2 separate regions of the Mus musculus genome follow, and region 1 is linked to region 2. The links are chromatin contacts, found by Hi-C in ENCODE. All regions are on one chromosome and are shown on one strand. The core of a region is the stretch at or near the end of the contact, and the rest is flanking DNA. Distances in the headings are between cores, read along the strand shown. Region 1 holds the start of Cnksr3 (Cnksr family member 3). Region 2 holds the start of Ipcef1 (interaction protein for cytohesin exchange factors 1).

Region 1 (5,581 bases), core at 2,666-5,165, 230 kb after region 2:
TTGATACTAAGCCTGTTTTCCCAGCCTGATGCAGGAAGAACCTGGGATAGAACAGTCGTCCATGTTGAAGGACCACAGCACATGCTATACCACATATACATCACATTGAGGCCAGGATGACAAAAACTCCTGGGCTGCCCAACCTCACTCTTATACAAGAGAAAACTAAAACTCACAGTTGCTTAGCCCACTGGCTTTCTGTTGTGGGGCTGCCTCTACATGTTGTAAAATTTGTTTAAAAAAAAAAACAAAAACAAAAAACTTTAGCCAAGTTGTTTGGCTGGACAGGTACAATGAAATAGGATACCTGTCATCTCATGTTTTCTTTCTGAGACCATGTAGAATAACATACTTGTATGCTGATGGCTCCTCCACCAGCACAGGATATTAATAAATTACATCATGAGGACACTGTGGGCCTACTCCTAAGTGTGCCAAAGGTTCTTGGTGTGTTCTGCGCATTGCCCTGGGAAGAAAATCCTGGGAAAATGTATAAAACAGCATCTAAGCACCTTGGTCAAACACTGTTCACCAAGCGGCTGAGCATCTCCATGCCTTGATTTTCTCAAGTGGCGAATGAGATAGCGGTTCCTGCCTCAGAGGTGATAGTACATATTAAAATGAGCCGATGCTTACCTAATACCCAACTCTGTGCCTGAGACTGTTAATATTTACTAGGCACCTATTCATGTCATGGTAAAGCCCTCGATGATGTAGCCAAAAGTTAATAATAAAAGCCAGATGGGTTGTGTTTACCCAGCACCGTGCATGCATTCTGGACATGGCTCTGTAATATTGACATAAGCACGGTCTATAGATGTGGCTGATTATAGCTGGTGCTTTTGACAGTGCTCCTCACTGCCACACTGACAGTCACAGAACGGCAAGGGTGACATGTGTAGGACAAGCTGCTTTTCCTGGGGATGTAGTTTACAAAGTGGGAGCCATGCTGAGAGACTAGCAGAGACAGCTAAAAACAACCCGCGAAGCAGACAACTGTCAACCACTTATTACAAGGTCAGTACCCATGCAGCATGATAGCAAGAAACCTTCACGTAATAAGTCATGAAAGCTGGAAGAACATGGCCTCTTCCATTCAAGAGTTCAGCAAGTACACTTATTTATTTATTTGGAGATCGAAACACAAATAATTTCCACCTTTTAACTTACCTACTTCTTGTATGTATGTATGTATTTAAAGATTCTAATGCAAAGCATCCAGGCCAATCTTGGATGTTGCCATCACAGTATGTAACCTAAAATGAGTGAACATCCGGGGTCCTGAGCTCGACCACCACGACTGCTCGTTCAGGGCAGCACAAGAGTTTTCCTAGATGAAAGTATCCTCAACCAAGCCTTAAAGCCAAAGGTACCCCAAAATGTGTTTTAACATTTCTTCCTTTTAAATCAATGACAATAATAGGATGAGAATTAACATTTTTCTCCCTTCTAAGAGAAATGAAGGAAAAAACAAAGGGGAGAGAGGGCCTCTCTCTCTCTCCTGTGTGCCTGTTAACCATTTTTCTGTTACCTTATCAAGTCTGGCAGAGCCACAGGAAAGCCAGCGTGATCCTCTGACACCTCTTCATGAGACTAGAACAGTACCATAAACAAAGATAGAATATGAGCCATAAGCCTGAGCCATGTTACCACTAAACGTAGAAGCCCTAATTCAGAAAATAAAAAGTAAACAGTTGGAGTTAATTTTAGTAGTATATTTTATTCAAAATACCATCTCATCGATATGTAATAAGTAGGAAAATCGTTAATATTTTCTACTCCTTCTTCACACTGAGTCTCCAGACACCCTGTGCATTGCATACCTAGTACCTGGCAATAACAATCAGCCACATGTCAAGGACTTGAGAGTAAATGTAGCTACTGGCTCAGCAGGCTCTGAGGACCCCTCCATGGTAGTCAAGCAAGCCATCTGCTTCCTCTCAGCAAGCTAGCTGGAGCACCTGGTACCGTCTTCAGTACAAGTTACACTTCAAGTTAAGGGAAGGGGCTTAAAATAACTTAAGTCTACTGCTGCTAACCATGTTTTACTGCTCACTCAGCCAGAGTCACTCAGGCCTATGTAGTCATCCTTTTTCCCATGGCTTTACTTTGAGAGTCCTGGAAAAGTCTGGCCGATAGAAAAAACCTACTTCCTAAGACAGTATTCTGTGTTTTCCTCCAGAAGCCAGGGATAATCAGACATACACCAGACTCTTCACTACCTGGACAGCCCCTTTCCAGTGACCTATATAAGACACTGGCTTGAGAAATGACAGGATGGGGTTTCCATTGTCACAGACGGGTAGGGCAGCTTGAAAGATAATCTGAACACACCAGCATCACTGACTACTCACGTCTACTGAGACGAACAAAAACAAAGGGAGAGAGAGTGCTTAGCCAAGTCTTCACCTGGAAGACCAATGGGGGTTTGGGAGCAGGGGTGGATAACTTGAAACAGATGTTGAAGTGAGGAGGTGGGACCCCTGAGATTCCACTGGTTGATTTCGGTAAACTTTGTACTATTGAAAGAGGTCAAAGAGAGCTGAGTAACTCTAGCAACTATCCCTAGCAATCACGGGAGAGACAAGATAAAGTAACAGGGACCCTTCCACTCCTGCTACACCGTCCAGCACCCACTGAGTTTCCTCTTCCCGAGTACTGTACAGAACCAGACTGTAGTCCAGACACTCGGCTCCCTCTCAGTGCTTAACTGGCCTCAAAACGCTGCGCCCTTGGGGGTCCTGGCGCCTCCAGAGCTGAGTCCCTGCCTCTGCGGGAGTCCTGGCGCTAGGGTCCTCGCAGGCGCGAAAGCCCGTTCGCCCTCTCCAACCCAAACAAACAGGCTGGGCTGGCCGCAGGAGCCTTCGTCTACCTGCCCAACTGCCAGGTCACGCCCGCGAACTGCTCTGGGCCCGCAGCCTTTACTAGATCCAGGGCCAGGGGCAGTCACCCACACAAAGACGCCTTGTGCCTCTGCGCTTGGCTACAGGCAGCAAGTCCACCGTACCCGAACTGGCAGAGAGAGTGCCCTGGCGCCAAATCCCAAGCCCCACATTCCCAGCCAATCTTCCACGGAAAGGCCATCCCATAGCTCCCTGACTTAAATATAGGTGTCCAGTCGGCTGCAGTCAACGCGCACCCCCACCGAAAGAAACCGATCGGAGCAGGCGCACCAGAAAGAGACGCACAAGCCGCTCAGTAGAAGTTTGCTTTGTCGCCGGCAGGAGGGGCAGAGCACTCCAGTGCCCAACTCTTGGCCCGCCCCATCTCCCCGGCTGTAGGGCGCGGGGGTCCTCCACGGCTCGCTCACCTCTAGTCCAGTCCACCACTTGTTTGGGGCTCCACTTGGTCACGGGCTCCATGGTAAGCAGCTTCGCTGTCCGCTGGGCTAGGCAATCGACAGGAGTCCTGCAGCCTGCGCCCGTGGTTGTCCCCTGCGTGTGCCGGGAGTCCGCTCAAGCCTGCATGGCCGCAGTCAGCGGGCCATCGCGCTGCGGTTTCTGCGAGGGAAGCGCGGCCCTGGGTCTCTGCGCACGGGACAGCTATGTCCCGTACGGCTGCTCCCCGCAGCTACCGCTGTCCAGATGCAGTTCCCCCGACGCCGCTCTCTGCTACAGCTGCTTCTCCGCAACCACCGCAGCAGCGGGAGCAGGTTGCAACCTCAAACCCCAGGCCGGGGCTGCCCTGGCGTGGGACTCTTCTGGCCGGGAACTTCTAGGTCGGCTGGCCCTCCGCGGCTCCTGCGAGCGGTGTCCGTCCCCGAGGTCCCCACTCCGCGTGCGCCCCCGCCTCGAGCCTTCCCGCCAGTGGGTCCCACCTCCTGCGCCACCGTCGCGGGCCGCCCGGGCGGAGGAAAAAAGCGGAGCGTGCGCGCTCGGGTTGCAAAGTTTCTGCTCCGCTCGGCGCTGCCGGAATAAGAGAGGGGGCGGGGCGGAGCGGGAGCAACACGTGAGAGGGGCGGGGCCGCGATGACGTAGACTCCGGTTTCTTTCCCTCCTACGTCCCAGCTCCGGACGCCAGGGATCTACTTTTCCTCTTCAAGGGGTGGGCTGGAGCTGCAGCCTGAGTCCTGGAGAGCCGCTTGGCTCCGAAGAGGTCCCAGCTTAGTGGCAGCTGAATCCTGTAAACAGGTTTTTTTGTCTTTGTGTGTTGGTTTGAGATGTGTCTGTTCTCGTTTTTAAAAGCTTCGAGTCGCAATCTCGCCTTAGCTATTCAGCCTTTTAAGTTTCCTAAAGTAGGCCAGTTGTGTGTGTTTTGGACAAATGGATGGCGGTGTGCCACTGCTCCAAGGCCGCTACAGTGTATCAACTCTTCGGTTTAATAACACCAGAATGGCAGCTCTTTGAGTTGTGTTTTGACATAATGTAATAGTCATATTTTCAAAATGACCTAACGCTCGATTCAGATTAGTCATTAACCCTGAGGCGAAAGTTGTCAGCGAGCCAAAAAAGAAAAGAAAAAAAGAGAGAACCTTGCCTAGTTCAGCCTCTGACAGGGAGAGGAAAGCCCTTTCTGTACTACAAGCCTCAATTTGGAAGCAGAGCGCGGGTCTGGGGAAAACCCTATAACCGGTGTTTACCTCCCTCCCACACACATGCAGACACTCTTTTGGCCCTAGTGAAGTCTTCTTTCAATTATAGTTATTGATTTCCATCTTCCCCTGAGCAACTATTAACCCTATCCAAGGAGGAAGCTGCTTGTTATTGGGGTATATTGAGCTGGATCTGATCTTCCCCTTCCAACTACTTATCTTCTGAAGTAAGGGAGTGGCTAGTGTTTATTGATTCAGTAAATACCCGCAGTTGCTTTCCCTGCACCAACCACTGCGTTCATATTTCCTCTGTTAGGATAGCTGCTCTCTATTACACGTGAGAATCACTGCTAGCACCCAGCTATCTGTTGTATAGTGAGTGTTTTGGGTGTACAGCGTACACACTGTCTTAGCCTTCCTGAGCAATTCGTCTATGCAATGGAGAGGTACAACTATCAAAAATAGCGATTTTTTTTTTTTAACCAAGAGTAATTACCCAACCCAGAAACTTGACACCGGCCATGAGAAAATTCCTGGTAGAGTAGCTGCCCTCTTTTTAAGAAATGATCTTTGACATCTGTCTTTCCTTAACCATCTTGACCTCTGCACAGTGGGAACTGTGCCTACAGTTTCGAAAATAGCTATATGATTAGATGACCAAGCAAGTAATTCATCTATAAACAGTGCTGCCTTCCAAAGGGGACACAGTAGTAACGAAGTTGAAAGACGATGAATCTGGCTGCATAACCCCTGGAATCACAAAGAGGAGCAAATGCTATCAAATGCTTTCGCTGTAGAATTTTCCTTGATGTTTGACAATGTTCTCTTGTTCCTTTGCATCTGTTGCATTAAAAGCTGGAGTTCCAGAGTCCAGTTTGCTGAATTTCATCCCACAGATAACACAATCTATACTCGGCGCATAAGCAGAATATGCAAAGAAAGCCAAGTTAAAAATCTCTGACCAATTAACTATCTAAATGAATTAGCAACATGTTTACTCCTCCAGTCCTGCAGGCTAATTGCTATGTAAATAAGGCCTTCTACCTTAAT
Region 2 (5,194 bases), core at 2,649-5,148:
GGATGAGCAAAGGGATCTGACCGGGTAGTTTGTACACTCACAGCAGAACTGCCACTTGTGCAGGTGATCTCTTGGTCCCCCTTCGGAAATGAGATCATATGATATCACTTATCCTGGTCCCCAGAAAAATTTAGTGTGGCATATCATAATCAGGGACCAAAGGGGCCAAGACAGGAAGCAGGTTTTATTCACTCCTTTCATGTATGACTTCAGCAGTTTATACTAGGTCTTAATCTTTTAAAGTATGCCTCTGAGGTCTGAGACTTTCTGTCTATATCCCTGTCTGTCTCTATCTCCCTCTGTCTCTCTGTCCCTGTCTCTCTGTCTATGCCTCTTATTATCTATTTATGTCTATCTCTATCTCTTATCTCTCTCTGTCTATCTCTGTCTCTATCTAATCTTTCTCTGTGTCTTTGTCTCTGTCTATGTCTCTGCCTAACTCTATCCCTATATCTGTCTATCTCTGTTTTTGTCTCTCTCTGTTTTTAATCTCTGTCTGTTTCTTCTCTACCTATCTCTATCTATCTCTGTCTGTCTGTCTGTCTGTCTGTCTGTCTCCATCTCTGTCTCCCTCCAGAGATTGTGCCCTGGACCTCATGCATGCTAGGCAAGCACTCTACCACCGATGTATATCCTCAGACTTTTATATTTCTTTTTCATTTTGAGACAGTGATTTACTAAATTGACAAGACTATCTTTGAACTCACTCTGTAGACCAGGCAGGCCTTTGTACTTGCAATCCTGCTGCCTCAGCCTCCTGAGTAGCTAAGACTATAATCCTGTGCCAACATACCCAGCTAAAGATTGTTTTGAAGAATAGATAAGAGCCTGCATTTAAAATACCTAGAACATCCATCCCTTGGCATATGGGAGATGTTCCCTGGGATAGATCATCATACTATATACAAAGTCACAAAGAATAGAGTCACAAAGTCCTCTAAGAAGAATAAGGAACAGACTGCTAATTAAATCTTAATTGAGGTCTACCCATAACAAATACACAATTGAGATGTCAGGAATGACTGCAGCAAAGAGAGAAAGCAAAACAACATGAGAAGTCCTCCACAGAAAACTCTTTCTTCTGTACACCATTTATAATCCTCTATCTCCCTGGGCAATTAACAGCAAGCTGATTCTCAGGCTAATGCTACTAATTTAATGACACTAAAGTACATGACCAGTATCCCAAAGCTTACTTTCTGCATCTAATGAAAACACACAGGGATGGGGAACCCACAGGCATCTAAGACTCCATCTTCTTCCCCCTCCCTAGTCTAAGCCAACATGGCTGCTCCATACAGAAGAGTGAGATTCCTGATGTCTAAGATTAGGGATGTCTGAAACCTAAAAGTAACCTGCTCTACTCTCCTAAGAGAAACAGAAGCTGAAGAAGCCAAATGAGCCAAGTGGTAATTGTGTGGGTCCAGAGAGGACGTTTTCACATTCTACTAAGACAGGGATGGTGCCATCTGGCGGAAAGATGGGAGAGATATGCTAAATGGCCTGTTTATCTCTGAGCCCTGTTATGTCCCATAGATGCAGCAGTTCCAATACCCAACTATCCCACAGACTCAAGAAATCCCCCAGTGCTATGTATAGGGTAACTGAGATCAGCTTGTCTTAAGGAGCATCTAGGTGACAGTCACTCCATGATAACTACCCAAAATGCCATAGCTTAGAATAATAGGAAATAGAAGCTGGAGAGATGACTCAGTAGATAAAAATGCTTGTGGCCAAGGTAGACCACTTGAGTTAAATCCCAGGGACCTATGCTATAGAAACAATTCCTTATTGTAAGTTGTCCTGTGACTTCCACACATGAGTGATGACACACATATACCCAAACACACACACACACACACACACACACACACACACACATACAATCAATCAATAATAAATAAATAAATAAATAAATAAATAATTCAAAAATTAAAAATAAAATAATAGAAAACATAAAATATTTATGTTAACCTTAATTTCACTTAAGAAGGAAGTTGTATTTGTTTGGAAATCTACCCAGTCCTGGGTTGGCTTCATTTAGCACTGGTCCCTTAAATGGTTTAACAGAGCGTCTCTATGGGTATTTCTTCTACAACAAAGGGACCCCAGTTCTCTCAAGATCTGCAATGGATTCCCATTCACCAGAGTCAGTGACAGATCCACCAGCAAAGCTCTTCCACAACACTAACATTCCTCTCAGAATGTCTCTAGAGGCAAAGGACAATACAATAACTTCATTTCCAGCTCTTTTTCTACAGCCAAACCATGAAGCTCACCCCAGTAGCGTGTGCCCATCAAAGGATAAATTCAGCAACTATCTCAGTGAATGTTGCCCTCTACAATGCTTGGACACCAATGTCACCATGGAACAATGTCACCAGTCCCTCCACAAGGCTGGCATACAGGTTAGCCATCCCAAACCAACCCATCTCAGGAGAAGAGAAGGTAGTGGATAAAGGATGGAGATCACTCCCTGAACTGATGGATTAATATCCTCAATAGAGGGCAAAGCTGAGTCCCTTTTTAATAGACCTTAGCAATGCAACCTCCCCCACCACCACCACACACACACACACACACACACACACACACACACACACACACACACACACACACACAAATGATATCCAGACAGATCCTGAAACTATTAGGATCTCACAAAATAATAAAATCAGGGGAACCCGAGGGCTCTTTCCTTAAGCAAGGATATATTTAGGGCCCCTTTTCTTCCTCTCCAATCAGAATAATGAAGCCAGATGGCTTCTCCCGAACAGCACAGCTCATTAACCTACATGGTTCCTGGGGCAGAAATGAGTCCCCTAACAAATCTGCTAGCTTGCTCTGTTCCAACTCGCAGAGAATCCCTTCCGCATGGGCATCCTCCGGCCAGCACTCTGGAAGCCACGCTTTGGTAAAGGGGCTAGGGCAGGAGGAGGTCACTCACCATTTGATTGCTATACCAATACAGCGATGAGCCCTTCAGCACCACCCAGAACTTTTTCCATTTGTTGCTTAGAAAAGTTCCCTTTTCCTTTTTCTTGTACAGCCAACCCTGGCAGTCAGCGTGGCCCAGATCTTTACAGGATATCCTTCTCCGACTCATGTTGAAAAACCCTGCAAGAGTTGCATGGACAGGTGAGTGTGACCCGGACTCAGGTGACAAAATAAAAGGCAAGGTTTAGCTTTTTGCACGGCGAGGATTAGACGTTTTCATTCATGCAAAGTGAATATTTTTTTAAAAATCATGTATCTGTTCTATTTTTAAACCTCCATTCCGTGCCTAGAAAACCCGGGCAAAGACACTTATATGCAAGTATGGGTCTAAGAACCTGAGTTAAAGAGAGTAAGTTGAAAACGTTAGACTCAGGGGCTGGAAGCCACATTGTGGTAGACACGCCGGTTCTTCCCACAATAACAGAGGCAGTTATGCAATAGGAACGGAAGGGTTAAAGCCCACCTAGGAACACGGTGACTTCCCGGACTCAGTGCCAGCTTCTCAAAAAAAAAAAAAAAAAAAATTAATCTGGCACCCATCTCCTGATATTAAGATTCAGACAGTCAAGAATCTGATCCCCCCACCCCAACCCACCCCAAGGAGGCATCCAGGAGAGAGAGAGAGAAAAAAAATCACACTAACGGACAAGAAAGGAATAAAGGAACAAAAGGAATCGAATTACCTTGAGTTTTCTTCCTGGGCTTCTGACGCAAGGGAACCTGCTGGAAATGCAGGAAGGAAAGAAAAGAGAAAATTTCTGATTGTGTTGTAACATTTGTAAAGAGAGAGGGAGGGAGGGGGTGGCAGTGTTTATGAGCGGGGTGGATTCTAAAAAAGAAAAAAAGCCTCTCCAAGCAGAGCTCAAGGGAAGCTACCAGCTGAGGCACAAAATGTGCTAATTAGAATCGATATACATTGAGCCGAACCTGGGAAAAAGAGTAACAGGCATGTATGCACCGCTTCCTGTTTCCTCCCACAAGCAGCTCTTGCTACTGCTTAGGTTAGCATGGCACAGGCTTTGTTGAAGTTTGAAAACATCATGAAATACATTTCAAGAAACAATTATCTTTTCTTTCTCCCCTTAGTTTCTAAATCATATCAACTATTTTAAGTAAAACTGGAGAATAATTGTTTCCATCTCAAGCTATTAAATGCTCACATCACACTAACTTCGTGGTCTTGCTAATATGCAGGAAAAATTATTTATCTCTTCTTGGACTCTTCAGAGACTCTAAAGCCCCTCGATTGAGAATTTCTTATTTGCAGCCTAATATACATATCTCATTCTATCTTTATCTCTGAATATTTCTCACATGTCTTATAGAAGATAAATATTCAAATATTCAAATCAGACATGAGGATTTATACAAAATACACACATTTCTCACAGCACATTTTCATCAAGTCATATGAAATCAGATTCCAAAAAACACTGGGAATCCCAAAGGAAAAAATATGCTTGCAAATGCCTCTCCTGCTGTGTCTGTCTGTCTGTCTGTGTACATGTATGTATACAAACATTAGACAGAATTTTAGCTTTAGAAAACTTCATTTTTCTTCCACGGCATCTATGCTAAAATCCTTCAGGTTTAAATAGATTTCATTTATGTTAACAAGCAGAGATTTTTTTTTAATTTTTAAGCATTCAATTAAAATGTTCTAAAAGTTGGTAGGTAACTTCATGAAATGTATGGTTCTCTGGCTGCATCTGGCTAGAAGTCCACATATCTAACTACTGATGGATGGCAGCTGTGGCTCTGCCATATGTTTACAAGGGAATAGAACCTATACTGAAAATAGGAATTTTTTTAAAGCAACAGGCCAAGATTTAACAAGGAAAATTCACTCAATATTACCCAAGGAAAAGTCACTCTAAGCCCATAAATATGTATGTATGTATGTAAGTATGTATGCATGTGTGTATATATGTATGTAAGTTTGTATGTGTGTATATGTATGTAAGTACGTATGTGTGTATGTATGTATGCATGTATGTAAGTGTGTATGTATGTATGTAAGTTTGTATGTATGTAAGTATGTATGTATGCATGTATTTAAGTGTGTATGTATTTATGTAAGTTTGTATGTGTGTGTATGTATGTATGTATGTAAGTATGTATGTGTGTATGTATGTATGCATGTATGTAAGTGTGTATTATGTATGTAAGCATGTATGTATGTATGTATGTGTGTATG

What was found. Hi-C counts contacts between places; a loop is a spot of excess contacts on that map.
Region 1: a loop to region 2 is called in a map of regulatory T cell, with 3 times the contacts of the local background. The contact joins the promoter of Cnksr3 here to the promoter of Ipcef1 in region 2. A Hi-C loop is called at or near these places in 3 of 37 maps with a recorded cell type or tissue (T-helper 17 cell and regulatory T cell).

Annotation. Positions count from the first base shown.
Region 1 is chr10:7,208,322-7,213,902 of GRCm38, forward strand. It overlaps Cnksr3 (Cnksr family member 3), which reads right to left and starts at 3,916. Exons shown (of 13, transcript NM_172546.2): 1 at 3,311-3,916. The coding sequence starts at 3,362.
Region 2 is chr10:6,976,567-6,981,760 of GRCm38, forward strand. Ipcef1 (interaction protein for cytohesin exchange factors 1) reads right to left here and starts at 3,899. Exons shown (of 9, transcript NM_001170800.1): 1 at 3,681-3,899; 2 at 2,948-3,117. The coding sequence starts at 3,106. It also overlaps a transcript of Oprm1 not described here.